2 separate regions of the Mus musculus genome follow, and region 2 is linked to region 1. Evidence: chromatin loops called from intact Hi-C (ENCODE). Cell type or tissue: heart. All regions are shown on one strand. Each heading gives the region's core, and the rest is flanking DNA. Links, peaks and the distances in the headings are about the cores only.

What was found. Hi-C counts contacts between places; a loop is a spot of excess contacts. Peaks named below come from ENCODE experiments on the same cell type or tissue, not always from the same donor. Only the 100,000 strongest peaks of a DNase experiment are listed, where the experiment ranks them.
Region 2: a loop joins it to region 1, with 2.1 times the contacts of the local background. A loop is called at or near these places in 3 of 42 quality-filtered maps.

Annotation. Positions count from the first base shown.
Region 1 is chr5:76,997,460-77,000,378 of GRCm38, forward strand. It overlaps Srp72 (signal recognition particle 72), which reads left to right. Exons shown (of 19, transcript NM_025691.1): 18 at 1-123; 19 at 733-2,476. The coding sequence ends at 910. Among named protein-coding and RNA genes, the nearest start is that of Arl9, 5.1 kb to the right of the region's middle. In heart, for the core only: a CTCF peak has its summit at 1,123 (motif pointing right); no DNase peak of the experiment used is centred there.
Region 2 is chr5:77,079,444-77,082,362 of GRCm38, forward strand. No RefSeq gene overlaps it. Among named protein-coding and RNA genes, the nearest start is that of Gm51293, 3.7 kb to the right of the region's middle. In heart, for the core only: no CTCF peak of the experiment used is centred there; a DNase peak (open chromatin) is centred at 1,518.

The DNA.
Region 1 (2,919 bases), core at 1-2,500:
AGATCCAGAAAGATGGCTACCAATGCGAGAGCGCTCTTATTACCGAGGAAGAAAGAAGGGTAAAAAGAAGGACCAGATTGGAAAAGGAACACAGGGAGCGACTGCAGGAGCCTCCTCTGAACTGTAAGTTGTGGCTGCAAAACAGGAGTCTCCGAATGCAGTTCATCCTGGAGGCTGGTTCAAGTCTTAAGACTTCCCTCATATGCTGTGTGAGAAACACAGACCTCCGCCCTTGATAAGGATGCAGTATGTGAAAGGAAGAAAATATACTGATTTTATAGCAAGCACTTTAACTATGTGATTATAGTGTTAAAAGGTATTGTAGGAAGTGTGGGGATGAGGGAGTGAGGGAGCTCTTGCCCGGGTTTAACCACTACAAACCACCAAACAGCCTAACAAGTAATTACAGTTACTTTAGAAACTAAAGATAATGACTCATTTAAATGCGAATTTAATTTAAATAAATGTGAACTATTTCTACATAGAATTATAAGTCACTTAAAGCTGATTTTCTAAACTTACATTTGGCATGTAGCTTATATTACACTTTCTTTAGGTATAAAATGGTTTAAAATTTCAAGAGAGTCGTGGATAGAGAGATGGTACATTCATCCTTAAAACACGTGGGAAATTATTAGGTATGGAAAGTTAAATCCACGCACATACGTGCTTACACCTTCTCCTGTATTACATTTCTAAATGACTAAAACCTTTCTGGTTTGATGATTTCAGGGATGCCAGTAAAGCCGTGAGCAGCCCACCCACCTCCCCGAGACCCGGCAGTGCGGCAACAATATCGTCCTCTGCAAGTAACATTGTACCCCCAAGACACCAGAAACCTGCAGGCGCCCCAGCAACCAAAAAGAAACAGCAACAGAAGAAGAAGAAAGGAGGGAAAAGTGGCTGGTGATGACAGTGTACTTGTTGCAGGCTGTTCTTAATCCAGTGTCAGTGACATTAGGAACATAATAAAGGTAACACAGCAGGAAGCACAGAGCTCCCTCCTCCATCCCCATAGTCCTGAAATGATTTCTTACACTTCAGATGCGAAGACATCCTCCTCAGACTGCCTCATCGAATTGGCCTGCTTATACCAAATAGCTTTACAGAGAGAGGCCTGAAGATGGCAGCATACGACACATTATCTAAGGTTTCCCGGGATTTAAATAGACAGGGTTTCTCCTGTTTCAACTAGTGTGAAGATACATGTTCCTATCAAGTCTCACCTTAAATTATGTCTTACAAGGCTAAAAGTAGAATCTTCTGAGCATTCCAAGTATGTGTTTAGAGCTATCATGTGATGAAAAGGGATCTTAATAACTGAGTGGCCAGAAACTCACCGTCTAAAATAATCTTAGCCATAAATTGTCCTGTGATACTGGAATTGGGACTCTCTCTCGTGTGTGTGTATTTGTGCACATCTGACTCCTTTGTACCTTTGTTGTTTCCATTTTCAGATTATGTTAACATACTGATTTAGTTCCACTGAAGACCTCAAAAAATGTATCAGTGTTCCAAGTAGTTGACTCTTGCCCCAGTGTTCTGAGGGCAAATGGGTTTGGGCTTCTCAGTCAGAACACTTAATGGCCACTATCAAGAACATAAACTTTGACCTCTTTATCTTAAAGAGGAAACAATATCAGGCGGTATTGAAAGCCACAAGAGCATTTGGCCCCATTAATAATCAGATGGCTCCCCTTTCTGGTTATGGGACATGACCTTCATTACCTTTTTCGAAGTAACGTGGTCTGCATTCATTTTGTGGTGTAAATGTTGCTCTTGTCTTTCATTGCTAGCAGGTCACTTTCACACTCAGCAGTTGTGAGACACACATGGGTGCCTCCCCATGCTTAGTATTCATTTCTGTCACCCGAGAGATCATCATATTTCTCACCTAGATTTCCTGTGACCAGGCTACTCTGTTCTTGTTAATAAAAGCGCTGCTGTGTTTGAGCATTTCTGTTGAAACTTCTCCAGTGGGTTCACAAGGCTTTCCTGCTCTGGGGAGTTAGAATAGGGGCTACTTTTCTGTTCAGCATAGTCAGTGTCTGCAGTGTCTAAGAGGGGTCGACATTGCTCTCCAGAGGACTAAATACTCTGTGACAGGAATAATTGATTCCGTTCCATCTCCTTTGCTTAAGGACTTTTTTTTATGTTGACCAACAGAATCTTCATATTCTAAACTTTGAGAATTTTGGTCTAAGACATCATGGTGAAATACACACGTAGCCCTCTTAGTTGACATTGATACAGTCATTGCTAAGCCACAGAAACCTCACTTCAAATAAGTTATTTATCTAAACTTCATCTGTATTAACATCTAGTAACTATTTGGGGGAGGTCTTTAACTGGCTCAGTGTGTGTGTGTGTGTACACACGTGCGCATGCACATTAATAAACAATGTGGAAAACATCCATTCACTGTGTTACATTTTGAAATAAATTTTAAAATAAACTAGCAGTGAATGTGACTAACAATGTTTCGGTATTGGCATTTTATGAAGGACTTCCTTATTAATACATCTAAGATCTTTCTTTTAAGGTGACTATCTAAAATTGCCTCCTGCCGCTCCTAACAGAACTACAAATCTAATGGGATTGGGAGAACTCGGTTTAAAAAAGTCAAAATTCAGAGGCTGGAGAGATGGCTCAGCAGTTAAAAGCATTCACTGCACTTCCAGAGGCCCTGAGTTCAGTTCTCAGCGCTTACACGGCAGTTCACCTGTCTGTCACTCCAGTTCCAGGGAATCTGACGCCCTCTTTGGCCCCTCTGGCAACACATGTGTGATGCACATATAAAACACATAAACATGAAACAATAAATCAGGAAAAAATCCACACAACATTGTACATTTGTAAAGTATTGAGCCTAATATTTTCAAGCCCACTCAAGATAACTAACCTTAAAACCCGTCCCAT
Region 2 (2,919 bases), core at 125-2,624, 82 kb after region 1:
GATCAGGAGGATGAAGTGGGAGTGTCTAGTTGTGTCACGTGATGCAGACTCAGGTGGTGTTTTGTTGAGGCAAGACTCGTGAGAGGACACATGATGTTTGGAGAGAAGATAAATAGGACTCAATGGACAGTCACTGGGCACTTGCATAGCTAGCCTTGCAATGCTTCATTGGTCTTGTGTCTTCACTGATCTTCACTTTGTTGAGAGAGGCACAGCAGAGAACTCCTGGAGTCCTGACTGGTTCGGGTTGTCCCACTGACTCATGGCCATTCAGCAGCGGAGGCTTGGATGTTTCTGCTGGATTGTCCCACCTCTGTTGATTTGGGTTTGGATCCTGACACTACTGAACCGGACTGCTGGTACCCTGAGAAGCAGAGATTGCAATTGCTCCAAAGAACTACTTCTAAACAGGTCCACATTCCCTTGTCCTATTTACCATCTTTTCTCCCCTACCTTTGGACTGTGGGCTAGAAGCGGTTTTAAAGTATTTGAAAACCCTTATTAAAGTAGGTTTTGAAAAATCTAAGCCTATAGGAGGACACAAATATTCAGTCAATCACAGGTGTGCCATGGAGGTAGATAACAGTGATTGACATTCACGAATAATAGAAGAAAAGCCACTAACTTAAGCTTTTAAGTGGTGAATTTTATGTGAGTTTCATCTCAGCTAGAATGTTAAATTACCATTATATGTGCAACAGATAATTTGTTGCATGCTTATTAGCTTGCTAAATACACTTCTGGATCTAGCTTCTAGAATCGAGAGCCATAGTTCTTAACTTTCTTTATGCATTAGAAATCACAAGTGAGCTTTAAAAGAAAGCAAAAGAAATCCTGGTGCTGACGCCGGTAGAGCCCAAATCTCTACCGTAGCGTCCAGACCAAAAGTAGCTTTGAAAGCATCCTTGCGATTCTGTTCTGCAGCAAAGTTGAGTGTCACAGACCTGGAGCATCACAGCCTGATGGTGGTACCTACTATGAAAGTGACTTCTCGGTTTGGTTTGTTTCATTGCTGTTGTTACTTTAGACAGGGTCTCATTATGTAGCCCGAGCTGGTCTGAACCTTCTACATGGCCCAGGATGGCCAGTAATAAGTGAGCCTTCTGACCACACTAGCTGAGTGCTGCCATTACAGACCTGTGCTACTGCGTCTGATGAAGTGACCACTCTTGCTTCCTGTCTGCTACTTCCTGTCCTCTCCCAGCAGTGCAACATTCACAGCTCAAAGTAAGAGTGGGTCCCTTCACTTCTGCTCATTCATGTTCTAACTTTCGTGGGGACTTGAGATGTTTAATATTTTGGAGGAGCTGAATTTTAGGCTTTCCCTTTCCTCTTTGGATTCAATCACTGTGATTCAACTATGGGCCAACATTCATTTGTTCCGCGTTAGAGCAAAAGTTGGAGTCCACCCAAGTGGCCTGGAACCCTCTGCTCTGCACACCCTGGATTTTATAGTTTGTGAAATTCTAGGCAGAAACTCAAGATCTAAAGAGCCAGGAACACGCTAGTGCTAACACATGCCTGTGCTCTTTAATGATCTGACTCAGACACCCTGGTTTGTTTAACAAGACCTAACCTTGGCCTCCGGTGTGCTACATCCTCCCTTGCTAGCTTCTCACCAAGGCTGTTGGCCACCATGTCTATAGTTTGGCAAATGTGGCTGGGTTGATGGTCCAAACCACAAGGCCCTAATCAAATCCACCCATGAAAGAAGGAATTTTTCTTATTCATTCTTCTCCAGAAACCAGAGCCGATTTGGTAGAAAAGATTTGACGGAATGAAAAACAAGAAATTGGGATGGCAAGGAACAACATGGAGACAGAACAGGAGTGGTTTCCACTTTGAGGAGGTTTATGCTAGTCGGGAGCTGTGCTTGCCAACGTTGGAGGACCACATAACAAAACACCTGATTCTCGACGGTTTAGACAAAGAAAAACTTTTCTTCTTGCATTTCATCTCAGTTGGGATTGGACTGGTGGGAGGACAGATGCTCTGTTCATGTGACCATCCGGGCTCCTTTGGCAGTCTTCTAGATCCACAGCATTCTCCATTCTGCCAGCAGACCAAAGATAGCCAAGAGATTGATCTCCGTATGCAGGAGTAGGAAGTAGGGTTTGCTAAGCCTTCTGTCACTGGGGTGAATAAACAAGAGTTTGTAAGCCAGCATGGTAAATATTGTAGTGCTCAGAGAAAGGGCTCACCTGATTAATACACAGGAATGATGGCTACCCTTTGTTGAGGAAGAGACAGATGTCTAAGTTGGGGTGCCAAAGAATCTTTTCATCTTTTTTTTTTCTTTGCTCATGGGATTTCTCCAACCTTCCATTATTTTCTTATTTTATGTGTTGGCGTTTTAGAACTGTATCCCATCCTATGGGATAGGAGTTGAACCTGTGCCTCTGGAGAGCAGCCATTTGTTTGATCTTAGCACTGACCATTTCTGCATGCCCTCCTTATGATCTTATTTTATTAACCCGTAGGAAACAGTAGCCTTTTCCCCTGAGCCATTCCCTGCTTTAAGAAGCAACCATGTTGCAAATGACTGTTAGTCTCATTCTTCTATTCCTCCTTAGGGAGAAAAAGCCAGTTTTCCCCAGTTATCAAGCAAATGCATGTCCTAGGAAGATGGGCCCCAGGAACATGCTGTCTAAGCCAACTATGGTGGTCTTACCTGCTTTTTGCCCATTTATCAAATATTTAATAAGTTCCTGTTATTAACACCAAGTTTCTGATTTGCCAGCTATAGGTATGGAGAGGGGCTTGTAGCCTGGTGCCTAACAATGAGAAGGAAGGACATGACTCATAGAGAAATGTTAGGAAAGACTTTCCTTCTCTGATAAAATAAGTGAAGAGACATCTAAAAAAGAAGCTGGTTTTTTTTTTTTTCCTTCAGTGTTTGGACACTGACTACGGGATGTG